Regions from separate parts of the Homo sapiens genome. Here region 1 is linked to region 2. The links are chromatin loops, found by intact Hi-C in ENCODE. Cell type or tissue: OCI-LY7. All regions are shown on one strand. Links, peaks and the distances in the headings refer to the core of each region. The heading gives the core; the rest is flanking DNA.

Evidence for each region. Hi-C counts contacts between places; a loop is a spot of excess contacts. Peaks named below come from ENCODE experiments on the same cell type or tissue, not always from the same donor. Only the 100,000 strongest peaks of a DNase experiment are listed, where the experiment ranks them.
Region 1: it touches region 2 in a loop (8-fold over the local background); 23 of 110 quality-filtered maps call a loop at or near these places.

Annotation. Positions count from the first base shown.
Region 1 is chr12:110,240,467-110,250,561 of GRCh38, reverse strand. No RefSeq gene overlaps it. Among named protein-coding and RNA genes, the nearest start is that of ATP2A2, 36 kb to the left of the region's middle. In OCI-LY7, for the core only: CTCF peaks have their summits at 4,678 and 4,884 (motif pointing right); a DNase peak (open chromatin) is centred at 4,881.
Region 2 is chr12:110,095,454-110,105,548 of GRCh38, reverse strand. LOC105369976 (a long non-coding RNA gene) reads left to right here and starts at 3,173. Exons shown (of 3, transcript XR_945334.2): 1 at 3,173-3,331. RefSeq lists an enhancer at 2,951-3,245. In OCI-LY7, for the core only: CTCF peaks have their summits at 3,205 (motif pointing left), 4,962 and 5,179 (motif pointing left); DNase peaks (open chromatin) are centred at 3,118 and 5,098; H3K4me3 peaks cover 1,277 bases; H3K27ac peaks cover 1,731 bases.

The DNA.
Region 1 (10,095 bases), core at 1,761-6,760, 150 kb before region 2:
CAAGGTGACAATGGGCGGGGGGGATCTGGCACACACTCCCCACTGTCCCCTTCCACAGGGACATCTCCAAACTCCAGGGGATAAAACAGTATAGGAGATGGAGGGAGTGAGCAGGTGGGTAGGAAGTGTGCCGCCCAGGCAGCTCATAGAGACAGGAGAGAGGGAAGGTGGGAGATTGGTGTTTGAATTAACAGGAACTCTAAGACTTTTCTAGAAGTAGATTTGAAAGAATAAAGGGCAGGAATTTGTTTTCTTTTAGAAAAGAGGACTCCTCCAGGAAGGGTCGTCCAGCTTCAGCAAAAGTCTCTCATTGACTAATAAGCCCCTCACTGCCTTGTAGTCTCCTATGCCTCAGGGTAAGGATTCAAGCTTCTCTCCCTTTTATACCCGGTGAGGAAGGCTACCAAGGGGCAGAGAACAGAAACAGCCACCAAGTTCCTGGGCCAAGTCCAGGGCTTCCTGGACTGTATTCAGAGAGCTGTGGCTTTTCTCTACCACTTGCAACAGCTCTTGGTGTCTTTATGTGAGCTGCTTATTAACCAGAGGATATCAGGACACTGGGAGGGCAGAGCTTGTGCTGGTTGCCAGTGAGAGTAATTCAGAAACACAGAGTGGGGCAGAGCTGATGTGTGCAGCCGATGTGACGGACAGAGGTGCCTGGCGGGGTGGAACAGGCTCTGGGCACCGTGCAGGAGCAGCATACTGGAGGGGCCTGTGGCCTATGGGGATGGCCAGGAAAGGCAGGGTCCCCTACCAACACTGCAGGCCACCCCCAGGACGAAGGCATGGCGAAGGGCACTGATGGCAACTGGAGGCCACCTGTTGGAATGGGACATGGCACTGGACCGACACTCCCTTCTCACAGTCACACATGGAGGGAGCCGTTTCCACCTTATGGAAACTCCTCTATCATCCTCCTTTTCCAAAGAGACTGCTTTTCCAGAAAAGGCCCTGAGTAAAAGATTCAAATCCCAGACATCCTCTTCCCTCTCTTCCATAAGCTGCTGATGATAGTCCCCGTCTACAGAGTCAGTGTTGATGGGCTTCACCTGCCAGCTGACCCCTCAGGGTCAAACCAAGGAAGCAGAACACCCATGGGCCCTGAGATGGTTCCTGACACCAGGCCACAGAGCAGCTTCCTGCTGTGTCTAAAGAAACACGGATTAGCCATGCTTTGGCCGGGCTGCAGTGCTATGTGTCTTAGGTTTCAAGCTGGTACCAGCTGCACTGAGGGGAAATGGTTGGGGAAGTTCTCCCGTTTGGCTTCTTTCCACATGGAGGACGGCAAAAGGAAGAGGGAGCTTAGAGCTGCCATGCTGGTACTGATGCCTTAAAAATGATGATATAAACACAGCCACAGGAGTCAGCCTGTGAGTCCCTGATGGGGACCAGAGGAGAAATGTCCTGACTTACCCTTCAGCCCACACTCTGCAAACAGAAGTGACCCAGCCCTCATCTATCACCTCAAAAGCTAAACAACTTCCTCAGACAGCCCCATGGAATATAAATCAGGAGGGCCCTAGCTTCTAAGAAACCAGTACACAACTACAGCCCTCAGAAATACTCATCCTCATCTTCTTTCTTCCTCTCCTTTCAGAATAGGGTGCTAGCAAGTCTTATCTGCAGATGAGGCCAGGCAAGGTGGCTCATGTTTGTAGTCCCAGCACTTTGGGAGGCTGAGGTGGGTGGATCACTTGAGGCCAGGAGTTTGAGACCAGCCTGGTCAACATGGTGAAACCCTGTCTCCACTAAAACTACAAAAATTAGCCAGGCATGGTGGTGCACGCCTGTAATCGCAGCTACTCAGGAGGCTGAGCAAGGAGAATCGCTTGAACCTGGGAGGTGGAGTTTGTAGCGAGCTGAGATTGTGCCACTGCCCTCCAGCCTGGGCAACAGAGTGAGATTCCATCTCAAATGAATAAACAAACAAACAAACAAAATAACTGCAGATGAAGTAGGAGGTCACCTTAAGCATGTTACTCAAATTCTCTGAGCATGGGTCCTCATCTGTATCTATCTCATGGGTTTGAGGTGGGAGGTAAATGAGATCATTCATTCAGTTCTTAGTATAGTACTACCTTGATAAATATCATCATTTCAGCAGCTGAAGGCCATTCTCAGGTATAAAGAAGGAAAAACAACACTTCTATACTAATCCCAAACAAGAAGGCTATATGGGCCAGGGCTTCAGTGATTCATGATGTCCAAGCCTTCTTGCTCCTGCTCTCTCTCACGCCAAGTCTGTGCCAGACCTGGTTGCACTTGGCAACCTCAGCGCCTCCAACTTGTTTGAATTCTCACAGAGAATCCCAATGGGTACTCCGACCTGCTGGCGCAGAGACAAATTCAAACACACTGGGGTGGCAGTGAAATGTAGTATAAGAAATAGTCACAAGGAATGTTCAAGCTCTCAGAATGCCTGCAGAGCTGGGGTTTACACAGAGGGCCCCACTTTTCCAGACAGGCAGGGTAGCGAGCTTACAAATTATTTCCTTTCATGCATACTTTCACGATAGCATCATAACACATGCAATAAACACGTTTGGCTCCCTACTGAACAGGTACAGACACGACAGCTTTTCTGTTTTAAAGCTCCTGAATGCCAAAGCCTTCTCCGCTGCTCTGATGCCCCAAACTTCCCTGCCTGGGAATTGGATCTGGGGTAATGAGTGACCCAGCAGGCAGAGATGACAGATTCCTGCCTAATGTAGCAATGCTGGGACAACCTGGAGTATCTGGTGTGGCGGGCAGGCACAGGCAGGATGGGAGAGGCAGCCGTGAGTACACCAACCTTTGTCCCTGTTTGCTCTGGGAGAGGGCAGGCCCTGCCAATGCTGCTCTCCTCTCCTGGTGCCTCTGCCTGGGGCTCTTGGCTAGTCAAACCTCCCCGGGGACCTGAGACGACCTGACCCTGGTGGGTGGCAAGCCGAGACCTCTTCAGGCAGTCAAAGGGTGCTCTGGCACCTCTGACATGACACAGCAGGTGTGGGGCTTGGAGGCCTGCGTGCTCCTGCCCCCTGAGGAAGCCTCTTTCCTTCTGGCTCCTTCCCAGCTGAAAGCTTATCATTAACTAGCCGCCCAGAAAATGATGACCTACTCCAGGGCACTCCTTGGTTCAATCCACTACAGGGTCCGAGGGAAACACAGAATGACAGTGCAGAGCCTGAGCTGGGCAGTGTTGCGTGCCTTCCTCTTGCCAGCCTTTGTCCTCTGGGGCAGGGGAACACTCCTTTTTTAGCCTTGCTTACTGCCATATAAGTGGGTGTCTTGAGGAACCTGTGTGTTCTTTCTTCTGGCAAGGCTGCCCAGTTCTCTGGTTCCCCAGGTTAGGTACAAACAGGGTGACAGAGATACACGTCTGGTGGGGAGGTGGGGACACTCTGGCTCTTGCGTGAGAAATCCTCCTGCTTGCTCTCTCTCTCTCTCTCTTTTTTTCCTGGATGACACTGCTGGGGCTTGAAGCAGGTTGATCCTGAAAAGCAACTTTTCTTGAGAAAAGTCTGAGGGTTTTCTCTTTTCCTAGGAAGCTAGGCCCTGGCCCCCTGGCCCCTTCACCTTATGGAGGGCACTCCCTCTGCCAGGGCCCTCCCAGCTGGCAGAAGCGCTTACAAAGGTCAGAGAAAAGCATCCTTCCCTTTCACAAATAAACAAACCCAATCCATGTGCTGGAGGACTTAGAGTATATTAATAGCCAGATATTTTGTTTTCCTATTCTGGTGCTTATCCCCTTCCACTAGGATGAAAGATAAGAGAACACAAAATGTTCTCCATCAGCTACCCTTCTCCCCTCCCCCAGGGAGAGGCAAGCCAGGGGAGTGCGCTCTTCTGTTTAAAGCCATTCCTGATGGAGGAACCCTGAGAAAATAGACTTAAAAGTTTATATTCAGTCTCTCTTGGCTACTGTTGCTGCTCAGCAAAGAAACTCTATATTGTTTAAACCCTCCAGGCGAACGGGTTGCAAGGCAACCTTCAAACAATAGAAAATACCCCAAACTAAAAATAAAGGCATTAAGAGATGGAAAGCATGGTGGTGCTTTGGTGAAGTGATTCCAGAATTGGGGCAAGGGAGAAGGTCGTTGATCAGGCTGCTTGTGTGTGACATCAGCCCGTTTGCCTGCTCTCATCCTTATCAATTGAGTTTCTTATAATCCAGACATATGGGGTCCCGCTTCTTTTTATTTCTGGACTCTCAGTCCTCTCACTGGTCATCAACTGCTTTGGGCGGGAGGGTGTCAAAGGCCTGTAAGGTTGGGTGCCTCCTGTCCTCAGGAAACTTCCTAATCAATGCACTTATCCCACTGGCTCCCAGCTGACAAGGAACAGCACTTCCATTCCTGAGAAATCCTTAGAAACCCAAGGACAGACAGGGCTGGGGCCCAACTTAATCATAAGGTTCTTACAGGAAGAAGGCAGGAGGGTCAGAGTTGGGGAGGACACGTGAGGACAGAAACAGGCTGGAGCGACGGGCTTTGAAGACGAGGAAGAGGCCACAAGCCAAGGAATATGGGCAGCCCCTAGAAGCTGGGAAAGAAAAGGAAATGGCTTCTCCTCTAGAGCCTCCAGAAGGAACACGGCCAAGCCAGCACCTTGATTTTAGCCTTGTGAGACCCACTTTGCACTTCTGGCCTCCAGAAATGGAAGATCATGCATTCATGTTGTTTTAAGCTACTGGATTTGTGGTGATTTGTTACAACAGGAGATTAATACAATCATGAAAAGGAGAACCCGAGGAACTTTCATAAGGACAAGGAGTTGACAGTGAGTTCCTGGGCACTGCAGGCAGGTGACTGGGAAGCCTGGTGCTGCCCTGGCCCTGCCCTCAGTGACTGCTGCTCTCTGGCTGTGTGCTCTTTGCCACAGATGGAGGCCAGCAGGGGGCACTGAGCCAGCAGGGCTGCCTTTAAACAATCAAACACACATCAATACAAAGGCTGGGGCTTTGCCCACGGAGAGGGCAGGCTGATGGGTGTATTATCCAATAAGCAGACCTGAGCAGCGGGGACGTTTTCACCCATGACCCTTGGCCCACCCCAATCAGTGTCACTCAAAGAGAGATCAGACTGGAAGGGGAAACTGGAAGAAAGAAAAATACATCACCTCCACCCCCTACTCCAGGTTGCTGTCCAGCAATTACTGAAGATTCCCTTGGACTTCTCTGGAAGGAGACATGTAAGAGACTTCAAGGCAGGTTGTGAGCAAGTTTGCCTTCTCTCTGTCTATTCTCTGATTAAATGTCTTCTAAGGACATTTTCTTCTCTGGTATAAGAGAGCCTAGGAAATCCTACCTCAAAAAAAAAAAAAAAAGGTGAAGACCAATAATTTACTCTGTTCTCATGACATTTCTAGGAGACAAGAACCATCAGTCCCATTATATAATTTGGGACCCTGAATTACAGAGAGGGCAAGCAACATGGACATGGCCACACAGCCAACCAGAGCGATTCACTCAAAGCAAAACGCAGCTCTCCCGGCGCCTGCACTGGTACTGCCCTCTGTGTGCTCACGCTTAGTCTCAGGCTCTGGCTAACCGGGTCAGTAGGGCGTGGCCTCTGGGTAGGTGGTCCTAGTGGAATGCAGAGATAGAAAACCATTAAACCTGTCATCACAGGGCAAGCTACTGACGCCTCAGTGGGAAGATTTTCCAGACCAGAGCTCTGAATTGCTCTGGGGTGTGTGTGTCAGTTTGGAAGGTAATCAGGGGAGGAGGGAAGGTCCTAAATAACAGCCAAGTCAAGGTATTTGCACTCTACTTTGCATAAATAAACCCACAAAGAGCTTTCATTTTTTTCTAGCATCAATACAAATCTTTTTCTAGCTTTTTTCTTATTCATCTGCCCTGTTTCTCCCTCCCTTTATCATTCTTCTGAGACCGCCTGGAATCTACCTTTAGGAGCAAAGCTAAAAGATTCTCCAAACTCACTGCCAGCGGATTGAAGTGGCTTATGCCGAACAGCTGCTGAACCTTCAGGACCAGCTCTATGAGGGCCCACGGCTCGGCATGAACGCCAGCAGCTCCACACACTGTGGGCGATCTCCACTGCCCTTTCACGCAGAGAGACTTCTGCAGAGCCACCCTCATTTCTTTCTTTCTTTTTTTTTTTGAGACAGAGATTCTCTCTGTTGCCCAGGCCAGAGTGCAGAGGCGTGATCGCGGCTCACTGCAACCTCTGCCTCCTGGGTTCCAGCGATTCTCCTGCCTCAGCCTCCCAAGTAGCTGGGACTACAGGCGTGTGCCACCATACCTGGTTGATTTTGTATTTTTAGTAGAGATGGGGTTTCTTTCTTTTTTTTTTTTTTGAAACGGAGTCTCACTCTGTTGCCCAGGCTGGAGTGCAGTGGTGTGATCTTGACTCACCACAACCTCTGCCTCCCGGTTTCAAGTGATTCTCCTGCCTCAGCCTCCCGAGTAGCTGGGATTACAGGTGTGCACCACCGCACCTGGCTAATTTTTGTATTTTTAGTAGAGACAGAGTTTCGCCATGTTGGCCAGGCTGGTTTCAAACTCTTGATCTCAGGTGATCCACCCGCCTCGGCCTCCCAAAGTGCTGGGATTATATGCGTGAGCCACTGCGCCTGGCCAGATGGGGTTTCACCATGTTGGCCAGGCTGGTCTTTAACTCCTGACCTCAAGTGATCCACCCTCCTCGGCCTCCTAAAGTGCTGGGATTAGAGGTGTGAGCCACCATGTCCAGCCAACCTTCATTTCTTGCCGCCCAAATTTTGTGACTCTCAAAGGCTATGAAAGGATGCCTCTGTTTTCCTTAAGATATAAAGAGAGGGAAATGGAGTGATTTGGTTTCAAATGATATTGTCAGGTCTTAAGTATTTTAAAAGCATAACAAGCCTGGTTAACATAGTGGGGCCCCATCTCTACAAAAAATTTAAAAAATGAGCTGGGCATGGTGGCGTGTCCCTGTAGTCCCGGCTACTCAGGAGGCTGTGGTGGAAGGATCACTTGAACCCAGGAGTTTGAGGCTGCAGAGAGCCATGATCACGCCACTGAACTCCAGCCTGGATTACAGAGCGAGACCCTGTTTCAAAAAAGAAAAGTGTGTAGCTGAGGCGACTGTGAGCTTTCAACCACTGGGGACCTTCTGCCCATCCTACATGATAACTGTTGCTCTTGCATCACCACAGCCAGCGCACCTCCTCTACTGTGGGCAATCTGAGAAAACTGCACAACACTCAACTGTCCTCTAATTAGACTAAAGAATGAGTATCAACAAATGGGGAAATGGTCTGCAAGATACTGACACAAGGAGAAACCCCCCGTACCCAAGAATTTGGCAGTACTTATGTAGCATTACACAGACAAGAACAGAGACACAGTCTCCTGGCCAGTTAGCTGGCCACACAGAACTGTACTTACACAGGTAGAAGTCAAGATACCCTTAGAGTCTGCAGCTGCTTTCCAGGCTCCCATAAGAGCTCCTGATTAGCATCTGGGTCTCCTGGATCCCTTGATAACAGAAAAACAGGTAGTTTGGGGGCCAGAGAAATATTCTAGGTCCTAGGATCCAGTTTCCAGATCTTCAAATTTTTTTTATTGTAAAAATATGCATAATAGGCCAGGCGTGGTGTCTCATGCCTGTAATCCCAGCACTTTGGGAGGCCAAGGCAGGCAGATCACATGAGGTCAGGAGTTTGAGACCAGCCTGACCAACATGGAGACACCCCGTCTCTACTAAAAATACAAAACTAGTCGGGAGTGGTGGTGCATGCCTGTAACCCCAGCTGCTCAGGAAGCTGAGGCAGGAGAATCACTTGAACCTAGGAGGTGGAGGTTGCGGTGAGCCAAGATCGCGCCATTGCACTCCAGCCTGGGCAACAAGAGTGAAACTCTGTCTCAAAAAAAAAAAGCATAATATAAAATTACCATTTAAAATGTAAGTTCAGTGGCATTAAGTACATTCACACTGTTGTGCTACTATAACCACCATCCTAGATAGTACAAAACTTTTTTTTTTTTTTTTGAGATGGAGCCTTACTGTGTTGCCCAAGTTGGAGTGCAGTGGCGTGATCTTGGCTCACTGCAACCTCCACCTCCCGGGTTCAAGTGATTCTCCTGCCTCAGCCTCCTGAGCAGTTGGGATTATAGACATCCGTCACCACTCCTGGCTAACTTTTTGTATTTTTAGTAGAGACGGGGTTTCACCATGTTGGCCAGGCTGGTCTTGAATTCCTGGCCTCAAGTAATCTACCCACCTTGGCCTCACAAAGTGCTGGGATTACAGGTGAGAGCCAGTGTGCCCGGCCCTAGATAGTATAAAACTTTTTTAGTGTGTGTGTGAGACATGGCCTCTTTCTGTCACCCAGGCTGGAGTGCAGTGGCACCATCATGGCTCACTGACCTCCCAGGCTCAAGCGATCCTCCCACTATAGCTTCCCAAGTAGCTGGGACTACAGGGGTGTGCCACCATGCCTATTTATTTTTTTTAAATTGTTGTTTTCTGTAGAGACAAGAACTCACCATATTGCCAGGGCTGGTCTCGAACTCCTGGGCTCAAGTGATCCGCCCGTCTCAGCCTCCCAAAGTGCTGGGATTACAGGAGTGAGCCACCACACCCAGCCAGTGCAAAACTTCTATTAACTAGACTCTGTGAAGACCACAGCAAGGTGATTTCGTTGAAAAGGCTCTGCCTGAACATCTTTCATGGTATCTCAAACTATGATATCCCTAAGAAAGGTACCAAAAAATCCTTTTGGCCTCAAAGAGAGTAGCAACAAACCCACTCGTGTGCTAACTCCCCATTCCATTTTCTTTTCAGGCTCCACCGTCCCCACCACTTAGCAGTGACTTCAGAGCCGATCCAAATCTGAAGAGGAGCTTCATCAGCTCCTCTTAGTATCCAAATCTGCCCCCACCCCTGCTCATCCCTTTCAGTTTATCTGGGTAATTGCATGTTTTCATACATAAATGAAAAGCAACAATTGCAAGGCTGAGGAGTAAAGGTGGTATGGGCAGGTTCCATAACAGAGAGGTTTCCAGAGAATGACAAAATTGGGGAAGACTCCCTGGTCTGGAAGAAATGTGAAGCTGTAAGAAAATAGCTTGAGAGAGGACTGTTGGGGGAAACGCAAGAGAGCACAGAGGGATGGAGGTGTGAGTGGAAAGGGGTGGTGAGACCTATACGTTATTGATTCCAAAATCTTTATTTATCTTTATCTCCAGCCCTGACCTCTCTCTGGAATGCCAGACTCATAAATGTAGCTCCTACCTGACAATTCCTCTTGGATGTCTAACGGGTACTTAACATGGACAAAGCAGAACTCTTCATTTGACCTGCCCTACCTAAGTCTGCTTCTCCCTTAATCTTTTCTAACTCAATTCATGAAAAAATCTGAAAGTCATTGCTGATAGCCCTTTCTGTGACTCCCCCCAACCCTGCAGAAAGTCTTATTGACTCTATTTCCACAAAAAACACCATGTAGCTGTCCACTTCTCTCTATTTCTACTTCAATTGTCCTAGTCTAAGCCATCATCATCTAACATCTCTCTACAATGACCTCCTCAACTGACCTGCCTACTTCCATTCTACGACCCCTACACCATCCATTTTCTACTCAAAGTTAGTGATCTTTTAAAATTCAGATCAGTTCATGTCACCTTCCTTGCTTAATAGCTTTCAAGGTCTTCTCAGTAGCACTTTGGGAGGCCCAGGCAGTTGGCTCACGTGAGGTCAGGAGTTCAAGACCAGCCTGGCCAACATGGTGAAACTCTGTCTCTACTAAAAATACAAAAATTAGCTGGCGTGGTGGTGCATGCCTGTAATCCCAGCTATGCGGGAGGCTGAGGCAGGAGAATCACTTGAACCTGGGAGGCGGAGGTTGCAATGAGCTGAGATCACACCACTGCACTCCAGCCTGGGTGACAGAGTGAGACTTCTTCTCAAAAAATAAATAAATAAATAAATAAATAAAAATAAAATCCAATTTCCTTATCCTAGCTACAAAGCTCTCCATAAGCTGGACTCTGCACATTTTTCCTACCTGACTTATTATTATTATTATTATTATTTTGAGACAGAGTTTCGCTCTTGTTCCCCAGGCTGGAGTGCAATGGCAGGATCTCAGCTCACTGCAACCTCTACCTCC
Region 2 (10,095 bases), core at 2,081-7,080:
AAGAAAAAAAAAGGAAAATTTTAAGAAAATACTCAAACATTAAAAGATATTTCCCACTTTTCTATTAAAAAAAAGAAAGAAAAGAAAAATTAGCAAATCTGGCCATACTGTGTGGCATAGATTGGCTGGAGCTGAGGAAGCCTGCTTGCTTACAATGGGACATGCACTGTCCAGTCTGCCACAGTCCCCACCACTCCCTGTTGTCTCTGATCCTAAAGCCAGTGTCAGTTGATGGTGATCATCACGTTTGTGCTGCCATTTTTCTTACAGTAATACTCCTTTGTCTCACAAATGTATCAAAGAGAAAAGGAAAGAGTAGACCAGAAAGGCCCCTGAACTTCCTTATACCTGCCACCACTTCACAGGCTTCCATCACCACCTGGTTGCTACAGCATCTGAGTTTACCTTGGAGCCCGCCATCCTTTTAAGCTCATCTGAAACCTCTTTCCTAAAATTATCCCTGCCATTTATAAGAACTCCTTGCATTTATATTTCCCTTCACGTTCACAAAGCACTGCCAGCCACAGGAGGTCATTCAATTCTTCCAGCCACCCAAGAGGAACGTATTATTTCCTTCATTCTAGAGAATTGAATCTGGAAGATGAAGTGATTTTACCCAAGGACACAGCTGGTTAATGTCAGAGCAAAGTCCTTCTTGCCTCTGAGTCCATTTTTTCCATTACTCTAGCAAACAGTATGTCTGAACTTTCAGTTGCAAAAGACAGAAAGTTAACTGAAACTGGCTTAAGCCAAAAAAGGCAATTGATTCGATTACGTAACTGGAAATCCGTAGAAGCCATGGACTTCAATACAACTGGCTGGAGAAGCTCCAAGGTTTCCCTCAGGGTGGTCACACTTCCTCCATCTCTCAGCTATTCCCTTTACCGTGTTGGCTTTATTTCCCAGTATCCTCTCTCTGCTCCTGATAGAAAAGCAGCCACCAGCAGCTCCAGGCTTCATCCTTATAGCTCCAAATCCAATGGAGAGAGAGTTTCCCTTTCTAGGCAGGCCCCACAGATGGAACAGAGTCTCCTTGGTCTTGATTGGCCTGATCTAGTCATGTGCCCAGCTGTGAGCCAATCACTGGTGGGAGGGATTGACCAGAGTTGGGTCATGTGACCACCTGGAACCGAGGGGTAGGGTTAGCTGCACCCAAGCAGGAGCTGAGGGCTGATGGTGGGGAAGGAATGACTCCTCCAAAGGAAAGCCAGGTGCTCTTCTCAGAAGTGGGGAATGAGGCCGGAACGGTACCTCACGCCTTTAATCCCAGCACTTTCGGAGGCCGAAGTGGGCGGGTCACCTGAGGTCAGGAGTTCAAGACCAGCCTGGCCAATATGGTGAAACCCCGTCTCTACTAAAAATTCAAAAATTAGCCGGGCCTGGTGGCGCGCGCCTTCCCAGCTACTCGGGAGGCTGAGGCACGAGAATCACTTGAACCCCAGAGGTGGAGGTTGCAGTAAAACGAGATCTCACCACTGCACTCAAGCCTGGGTGACAGAGCGAGACTCCATCTTAAAAAAAAAAAAAGAAAAAGAAAAAGGAAAAAAAAAGAAGTGAGGAATGAATGCTGAATAAGTCAAAGAACCAGATATCTACAATACCTGCAATCTTCCTGGTGCAGGCCCTTCTGCTCTGTGGAAGCCATCCTTATTCCCTCTTTCTCCATTCAGGTTGCCCAAGTCAAGTCTCCCACATCTAACTGCTCTGAACTCCAGTGAACTTGTTCTTCTGGGTACTCTCAGTGCAGTGAGAATCTGAACCGCACACACCAGCACTCAGCTCTATAGCTGTGGACTGAATGAAAGAATGAGGAGATAATTTGTGTGAATTGTGATAATTAGAAAACAGTACCAAATTTGAAAGGAAACAAAATGTTAGTGTGGTTCTCTCTGAGTGGTAGGAGTATGAGCGATTCTGGCTTTGTTTCCGTATTCCTTTCTGTATTTTCTACCATGAAGAAACACTATAAACGATAATAGCAAAAAGGAAGTAATGCCAGTCTGGCTTAAACAGCTGGCCTATAAGCAATGTGAGGGCAAGGGCCAAGTGTTGATTCTGTGCTATTCCTAACTCCCAGCAGCAGGGCACACGGTGTCAGAGCTCCTTAGAGCCTGCTGGGAGCTAAATTCACAGCATCAGGGCTTCAGAGACTTTTGGTCCCCTTCCCAAAAGCCAGCCCCCGCCAAGTTCTTCTTTCAAATTCTCTGAACCTCAATTTTGTGTGGTGTCCTCCCTCCTCCTTGTAGTTATGTGCTTCATGGAGGGCAGATACCAGCCCCAAGCCCTGCAGTAGAGAAAGAATCCTCTAGTGAATCGGTCTATGCCAGGGTTTCTCACCTTCCAACACTGCTGACATTTTAGGCCAGGTAAGGCCAGGCGCAGTGGCTCACGCAAGGATTCCCAGCACTTTGGAAGGCCAAGGTGAAAGGATTGCTTGAAGCCAGGAGTTCAAGACCAGCCTGGGCAACATAGCGAGACCCCTGTCTCACAAAAAATCTAATCTCATCAAATTTTCTGCTTCCACTGGGCCTCGTTCATTTCTCAAGCTCTGTTTACAAATATGTCATCTCTGGTTTTATAAGACAGTGACAGTAATAAAGACAGCTACCCCCAAAACACAATTTTAAATAGGATATTGGTTCAACAACTTTATAAAAGGAAAGACTGGGGAGATTCAAGGAGGAGAAGGAAGAGGAGAAATACTACAGAGGAATCCACTTAAATGAAAATCTGATGTAGGGACAGCCAAGTAGTAGCAATATTTCAAATCACAGTTTACGTGGTAGTCTATACCTAAGAAGAGAAAGAAAAACTTTTTTAAAAAGCCAAATAATTCTTTGCTGTGGGGCTGTCCTGCATCGTAAGATTTTAGCAGCATCCCTGGCCTCTACTCAGTAGCTGCTAGTAGTATCCTGCCCTCAGTTGTGGCAATCAAAAATGTGAGCAGACAGTACCAAATGTCCCCTCCAGGATAAAATCACCGCTGGTTGAGATCCAGAGGCCTAAGCCTTCATGTCAATCTCATTCCCTGGCTAGTGATTGGTTTAGGCAGGGCCACGTGATCCATTTCTGGCCAATGAGATGTGAGAGCAAATCAGCTGGGGTGGGTAGTTCCTTTTATAAAGAGACACAAGGAAGAGGCCTTTTATCTTCCTTTGGGTGTTGCCCCCTTGTGGCTGCCATGCTTGGGAATGCAGTTGCCATCTTGTATCCATGAGGGGGACTCACACTAAAGGGCACTTTTGCCCATCGTGATGAAGGTGAAAAAATGGAGAGAAGCTGCTGCTGTTGTTTAGTAGCTACCTTTGCTACCTTGCAGTTTACTTGTTAGGTGAGGTGGAAATTTTCCTAATGTTTACGTGTTTAAGCTAATTTGAGTTGCACTTTTCTGTTACAGCATCTTATCCAACCCAGGAGTCTGTTGATGACATAGCACACACAAACAGATCAAAACAACAAACAAGGCCGAGCGCGGTGGCTCACACCTGTAATCCCAGTACTTTGGGAGGCCGCGGTAGGAAGATCACCTGAGGTCAGGAGTTCCAGACCAGCCTGGCCAATATGGTGAAACCCCTGTCTCTACTAAAAATACAAAAATTAGCCAGGCATGGTGGCGGGCGCCTGTAATCCCAGCTACTCGGGAGGCTGAGGCAGGAGAATCTCTTGAACCTGGGAGGCGGAGGTTGCAGTGAGCTGAGATCGTGCCGCTGCACTCTAGCCTGGGTGACAAGAGCAAAATTCTGTCTAAAAAAAAAAAAAATTTATGGTAGTGCACGCCTGTAGTCCAGCTACTCGGGAGGCTGAGGCAGAAGAATCACTTGAATCTGGGAGGTGGAAGTTTCAGTGAGCTGAGATCGTGCCACTGCACTCCAGCCTGGGCGACAGAGCGAGACTCCATCTCAAAACAAAAACAAAAACTATAACAACAAACAAACAACAACGTCAAAAGACCATCAAAACCAGTGATTGGATGTTTGGGGTGTGGATATCAGAATCTGGAGTTGGGGACAGGTGTGTCATTTGATAGTCCTTTTTGAGAACCACTGTCTATGTAAAGCTATTCCAGTTTCCTATGGGATTGCTAATAATGGTGTGGCTGCTGAGACAGGGAAAGGGGCTTAATTCCTTTTCCAAAACAAGGAGCAATATTTGGATGAGCACTCACTCACTACATTTCATCACATAAAAACTGCAGAACGCCAGGTTCTGTTGTTAAGCTAATATTTCTGGGAGTCAACCAGTCTGTAAGATGGAGCTGATTGTGAATATGCTAGTGCCGGGTGCAGTGGCTCACTGCTGTAAATCCCAGTTACTTGGGAGGCCAAGGTGGGAGGATCACTTGAAGCCAGGAGTTTGAGGCCAGCCTGGGCAACATAGTGAGACCCTGTTGCTAAAATAAATAAATAAAACCTGAAGAGGAGGGGCTTGGTGGCTCACGCCTGTAATCCCAGCATTGTGGGAGGCTGAGGCAGGTGTATCAACTGATGTCAGGAGTTTGAGACCAGCCTGGCCAACATGGTGAAACCTTGTCTCTACTAAAAATACAAAAATTAGCCAGGCGTGGTGGCTCTTGCCTGTAGTCCCACCTACTCGGGAGGCTGAGGCCTGAGAATCGCTTGAACCCAGGAGGTGGAGGTTGCACTGAGCCGAGATTGCGCCACTGCACTCCAGCCTAGGTGTCAGAGCAAGACTCTGTCTCAAAACAAACAAACAATCAAACAAACAAAAAAACACCTGGAGAAAAAAAAGAACAAGAAAATGCTAAGCCAAATGACATAACCTCTAGAGGCCACTGTTTGCTCACCTGTAAACTGGAGGAGAATAAGATGAGAATTCTGATATTGAGGATCAGAAAGTGCTTCATGAACCATAAAGCAGGTAATGGATTATCGATGCCATGCAGCCCAGACATACAGCAATGTGTTCATACCATTCTGATAGTCTAAATTTAGGATGTGGTGTGACCAAAATTACCGGTTAAGTTTCTTATGCTTCTGAGGCTCTACTTCCTCATCTGTGCACTGTGGCAAGACCTTATTCTGACTATGCGCTGAGGATAAAATAAGGCTCTTTGAAAAAGAGTGACACAGACCACTAACTAATTATTTAAATGTTCTTGTCCAAGGCCAGACAAAAGCAACGCAGATCCATAGAGAATGTTGGTGCATCACTGCCCTCTGCTGGTCAGTAGCAGTACCACCATGGTTTCAGAGAGGAAAGGGTCTTTACAAAGGGATTCCTGGAAAACTGAGGCACAGAGAGGGGAAGAGATTTGCTCAAGGGCACAGAGTTAGCTTTGGACAAAGTGAAGTCCAAATTTGAGATTCCTGATCCCTAGCTCTTTCTAGAGGGAGAAAAATAAGGCTGGAAACTCGTTGATTTTGATTTCACTCTCACTAGGCTCTGCACAGCATTTCTTTCTTTTCTTTTCTTTTCTTTTTTTTTTTTTTTTTGAGACAGAGTCTTGCTCTGTTGCCCAGGCTGGCATGCAGTGGCATGATCTCGGCGCACTGCAACCTCTGCCTCCCAGGTTCAAGCAATTCTCCTGCCTCAGCCTCCCGAGTAGCTGGGATTACAGGCGCCCGCCACCATGCCTGGCTAATTTTTGTATTTTTAGTAGAGATGGGGTTTCACCATATTGGCCAGGCTGGAATTGAACTACTGACCTTGTGATTTGCCCGCCTCAGCCTCCCAAAGTGTTGGGATTACAAGTGTGAGCCACTGTGCCCAGCTCTGCATGGCGTTTCTAAATAGCCTGATTGGAATTTCTCTCTCCTGGTCTTCCTTTGCCACCCAAACTGCTCGGGTTTCTTGTCCTTTTTTTTTTTTTTTTTTTTTTTTTGAGACAGAGTCTCACTGTGTCGCCCAGGCTGGAGTGCAGTGGAGTGATATCAGCTCACTGCAACCTCCGCCTCCTGGGTTCAAGTTATTCTGCCTCAGCCTCCAGAGTAGCTGGGATTACAGGCGTGTGCCACCACGCCTGGTTAATTTTTGTATTTTTAGTAGAGACAGGTTTTTGCCATGTTGGCCAGGCTGGTCTCGAACTCCTGACCTCAAGTGATCCACCCGCCTCGGCCTCCCAAAGTGCTGGAATTACTGGCATGAGCCACTGTGCCTGGCCTTTTGTCCTTTTTTTCATAGCTGGATAACTACTGCGGCCCCATAAGGCCCAAAGTCCTCTTGGGTGCTAGGTGCTTTACGAAAATTATCTTGGATTCTTACAACTACTTTGTAAGTTAGGCCAGGAAACTAAAGCTCAGACAGGTTAAGACACTCGCCGGAGGTCCAACAGCCAATAAAGCACAGAAGCTGGGATCTGAGCACTCACTTGAGACGCCCCCCAAGGCCCACAATCTATTCGCCACCAAAAAACAAAACAAAGCAAAACACTGTGGTAATTTGTGTTGAAGATGATCTATTTAAAATAATCTTGTGTTTTTTGATTGCCCCGAATCATATTTGCTGGGCAGACACACGATGAAGCCATAGTGGAGGGAAGACTTTTTTTTTTGAGACGGAGTTTCACCCTTGTTGCCCAGGCTGGAGTGCAATGGCATGATCTCGGCTCACTGCAACCTCCGCCTCCCGGGTTCAAGCGATTCTCCTGCCTCAGCCTCCCTGAATAGCTGGGATTACAGGCATGCGCCACCACCCCGGCTAATTTTGTATTTTTAGTAGAGACGGGGTTTCTCCATGTTGGTCAGGCTGGTCTTGAACTTCTGACCTCAGATGATCCACCCGCCTCGGCCTCCCAAAGTGCTGGGATTACAGTCGTGAGTCACCATGTCTGACCAGGAATACTTTTTTTTTGAGCACCTGTCACGTGCTGGTGATACTCACTTGCGTTATCTCTGTTAATTCTCCTGTTGACACAATATGATCTTGAATCCTGTCCACAATATTGAGGCACAGATGAAGAAATTAGTTCAAAGAGGTTAAGACATTTGCCCAAGGTCATTCGGTGAAAGCTGGGATTCAGACTCTAATCTCCCTGCTTGATGTTAGAATCTAAGTAATTATGCTTTTTTTTTTTTTTTGAGATGGAGTTTCTCTCTCGTTGCCCAGGCTGGAGTGCAATGGTGCAATCTCGCCTCACTTGAACCTCTTCTGTCTCAGCCTCCTGAGTAGCTGGGATTACAGGTGCCCGCCACTACACCCGGCTAATTTTTTGCATTTTTAGTAGAGATGGGGTTTCACCATGTTGGCCAGGCTGGTTAAATTATGCTTTTAAAAACATAGATAGGGGAAAACATAGGGAGGCAGTCAGGATGGACCACAGGCTTCCCCACCATGAAACCCTTTAGACTCTCTCACAGAAATGAGGGGAACTGAGCCAAGTGCAGTGGCTCATGCCTGTAATCCCAACTTGGGAGGCTGAGGCAGGAGGATCGCTTGAGCACATGAGTTCAAGGCTGCAGTGAGCCATGATTGTGCCACTGCATTCCAGCCCGGGCAACAGAGTGAGACTCTAACTCAAAAGAAAAGAAAAGAAAGAGGAAAGGAAGAGGAAAGGGAGGGGAGAGGAGCAGGGGAGGGAATGGGAGGGGAGAAGCGAAGCAAAGCTGGGCGCAGCGGCTCAGGCCTGTAATCCCAGCACTTTGGGAGGTTGAGGCGGGCATATCACCTGAGGCCGGGAGTTCGAGACCAGCCTGACCAACATGGAGAAACCCAGTCTCTACTGAGAATACAAAATTAGCCAGGCATCGTGGCACATGCCTGTAATCCCAGCTACTCGGGAGGTTGAGGCAGCACAATCGCTTGAACCCAGGAGGTGGAGGTAGCGGTGAGCCGAGATTGCACCATTGCACTCCAGTCTGGGTAACAAGAACGAAACTCTGTCTGAAAAAAAGAAGAGGGGCCAGGCATGGTGGCTGATGCCTGTAATCCTAGCACTTTGGGAGGCCAAGGCAGGCACATCACTTGACCCTAAGAGTTTGAGACCAGCCTAGGAAACATGGTGAAACTTGTCTCTACAAAAAATACAAAAATTAGCTGGGCATGGTGGCAGATGCCCTGTAGTCCCAGCTACTTGAGAGGCTGAGGTGGGAGGATCACTGAGCCTGGGGAGTCGAGGCTGCAGTGAGCTATGATCACCCCTCAGGACTGGAAGTCCTCCTAGTCTGGGTTCAAACCCTACATTTGTGAACACTACTGTGTGCCAGGCCCTGGCAAAGCATATGTCTTTTAATTCTCCTGACAACACTGTGAGATTGGTACAGTTATTATCACCATTTTACAGGTGAGCAAACTGAAGCTCTGAGACATTCATTAAGTATCTTGCTTAAGAGCAAGAGCAGTGGGCGAGCCCAGGTGTTGATAATTTGCCACCATTTGTTGGGATGCTTCATGGTCTTATTCCTCCCCATTTGCAGACAGGAAAACAGAGTTACAGACAAATGAAAGTGATTTGCCTCAGGATCTTTGTATTTGCTGTCCTCTCTGCCTGGAATGCTCTTCCCAGTTATCTCCTTGGCTCACCCTCTCACCTTCTTAAGGTCTTCACTTAAAAGTCATCATCTTAGGGAGATCTTTTCTGATCACCCTATTTAAAAGTTTAGGCTGGGCATCATGGCTCACAACTATTAATCCTAGCACTTTGGGAGGCTGAGGCAGGAAGAACACTTGAGACCAGGAGTTTGAGACCAGCCTGGGCAACATGATAAAACCTGGGCTCTATAGAAAATACAAAAATTAGCCTGGTGTGGTGGTACATGCTTGTGGTCCCAGTTACACAAGAGACTGAGGTGGGTGGGAGGATTGCTTGAGCCAAGGAGGTTGAGGCTGCAGTGAGCCATGATTGTGCCACTGCACTCCAGCCTGGGTGATAGAGTGAGACCTTGTCTCAAAAAATAAATAAATAAGGCCGGGCACAGTGGCTCAAGCCTGTAATTTGGGAGCACTTTGGGAGGCCAAGGTGGGTGGATCACCTGAAGTCAAGAGTTCGAGACCAGCCTGGCCAACATGGTGAAACCCTGTCTCTACTAAAAGTACAAAAATTAGCCAGCTGTGGTGGCAGGCGCCTGTAATCCCAGCTACTCAGGAGGCTGAGGCAGGAGAATCACTTGAACCCGGGAGGTGGAGGTTACAGTTAGCCGAGATTGCGCCACTGCACTCCAGCCTGGGCGACAAGAGTGAGACTCTGTTTCAAAAATAATAAATAAATAAATAAATAAAACCCCATGCTTCTAACTCAATGACAAAAAGACAACCCAAGTCACACGTGAGCAAAGGACTTGAATAGACATTTATCTAAGAAGATATACACATGGCCAATGACCACATGAAAAGATGCTTACCACATAATAATTTGTATTAGGGAAACGCCAACCAAACCACATGACATACGACTTCATTTCACTAGGTCGATTATTAGTTTTAAAATGGAGGCCAGACGCGGTGGCTCACGCCTGTAATCCCAGCACTTTGGGAGGCCGAGGTGGGCAGATCACCTGAGGTCAGGAGTTCAAGACAGCCTGGCCAACATGGCGAAACCTGGTCTCTACTAAAAATACAAAAAGTAGCTGGGCGTGGTGGCAGGTCCCTGTAATCCCAGCTACTCAGGAGACACTATAATCACTTGAATCCGGGAGGTGGAGGTTGCAGTGAGCTGAGATCGCACCACTGCACTCCAGCCTGGGTGACACAGCGAGACTCTCTCTCAAAAATAACAAGTATTGGTGAGAAGATAAAGACATTGGAGCCTTTGTATATCACTGATAGGAATGTAAAATGATGCTGCTGCTGTAGAAAACAGTTTGGCCATCCCTCAAAAAGTTAAACATAGAATTACCATATGACACAGCAGTTCCACTCTTAGGTTTTTACCCAAAAGAATTGGAAACAGGGATTCAAACACAAGATTTTTTATTTTTATTTTTTAATTTTTAGTAGAGACGGAGTTTCACTGTGTTGGCCAGGCTAGTCTCGAACTCCTGACCTCAAGCGATCCATCCATCTCAGCCTCCCAAAGTGCTGGGACTACAGGCATGAGCCACTGCACCCAGCCTCAAACAGATACTTGTAACCTGAATGTTCATAGTAGCACTATTCACAATAGCCAAAGATGGAAACAACTCAGATGTCCCTAAACAGATG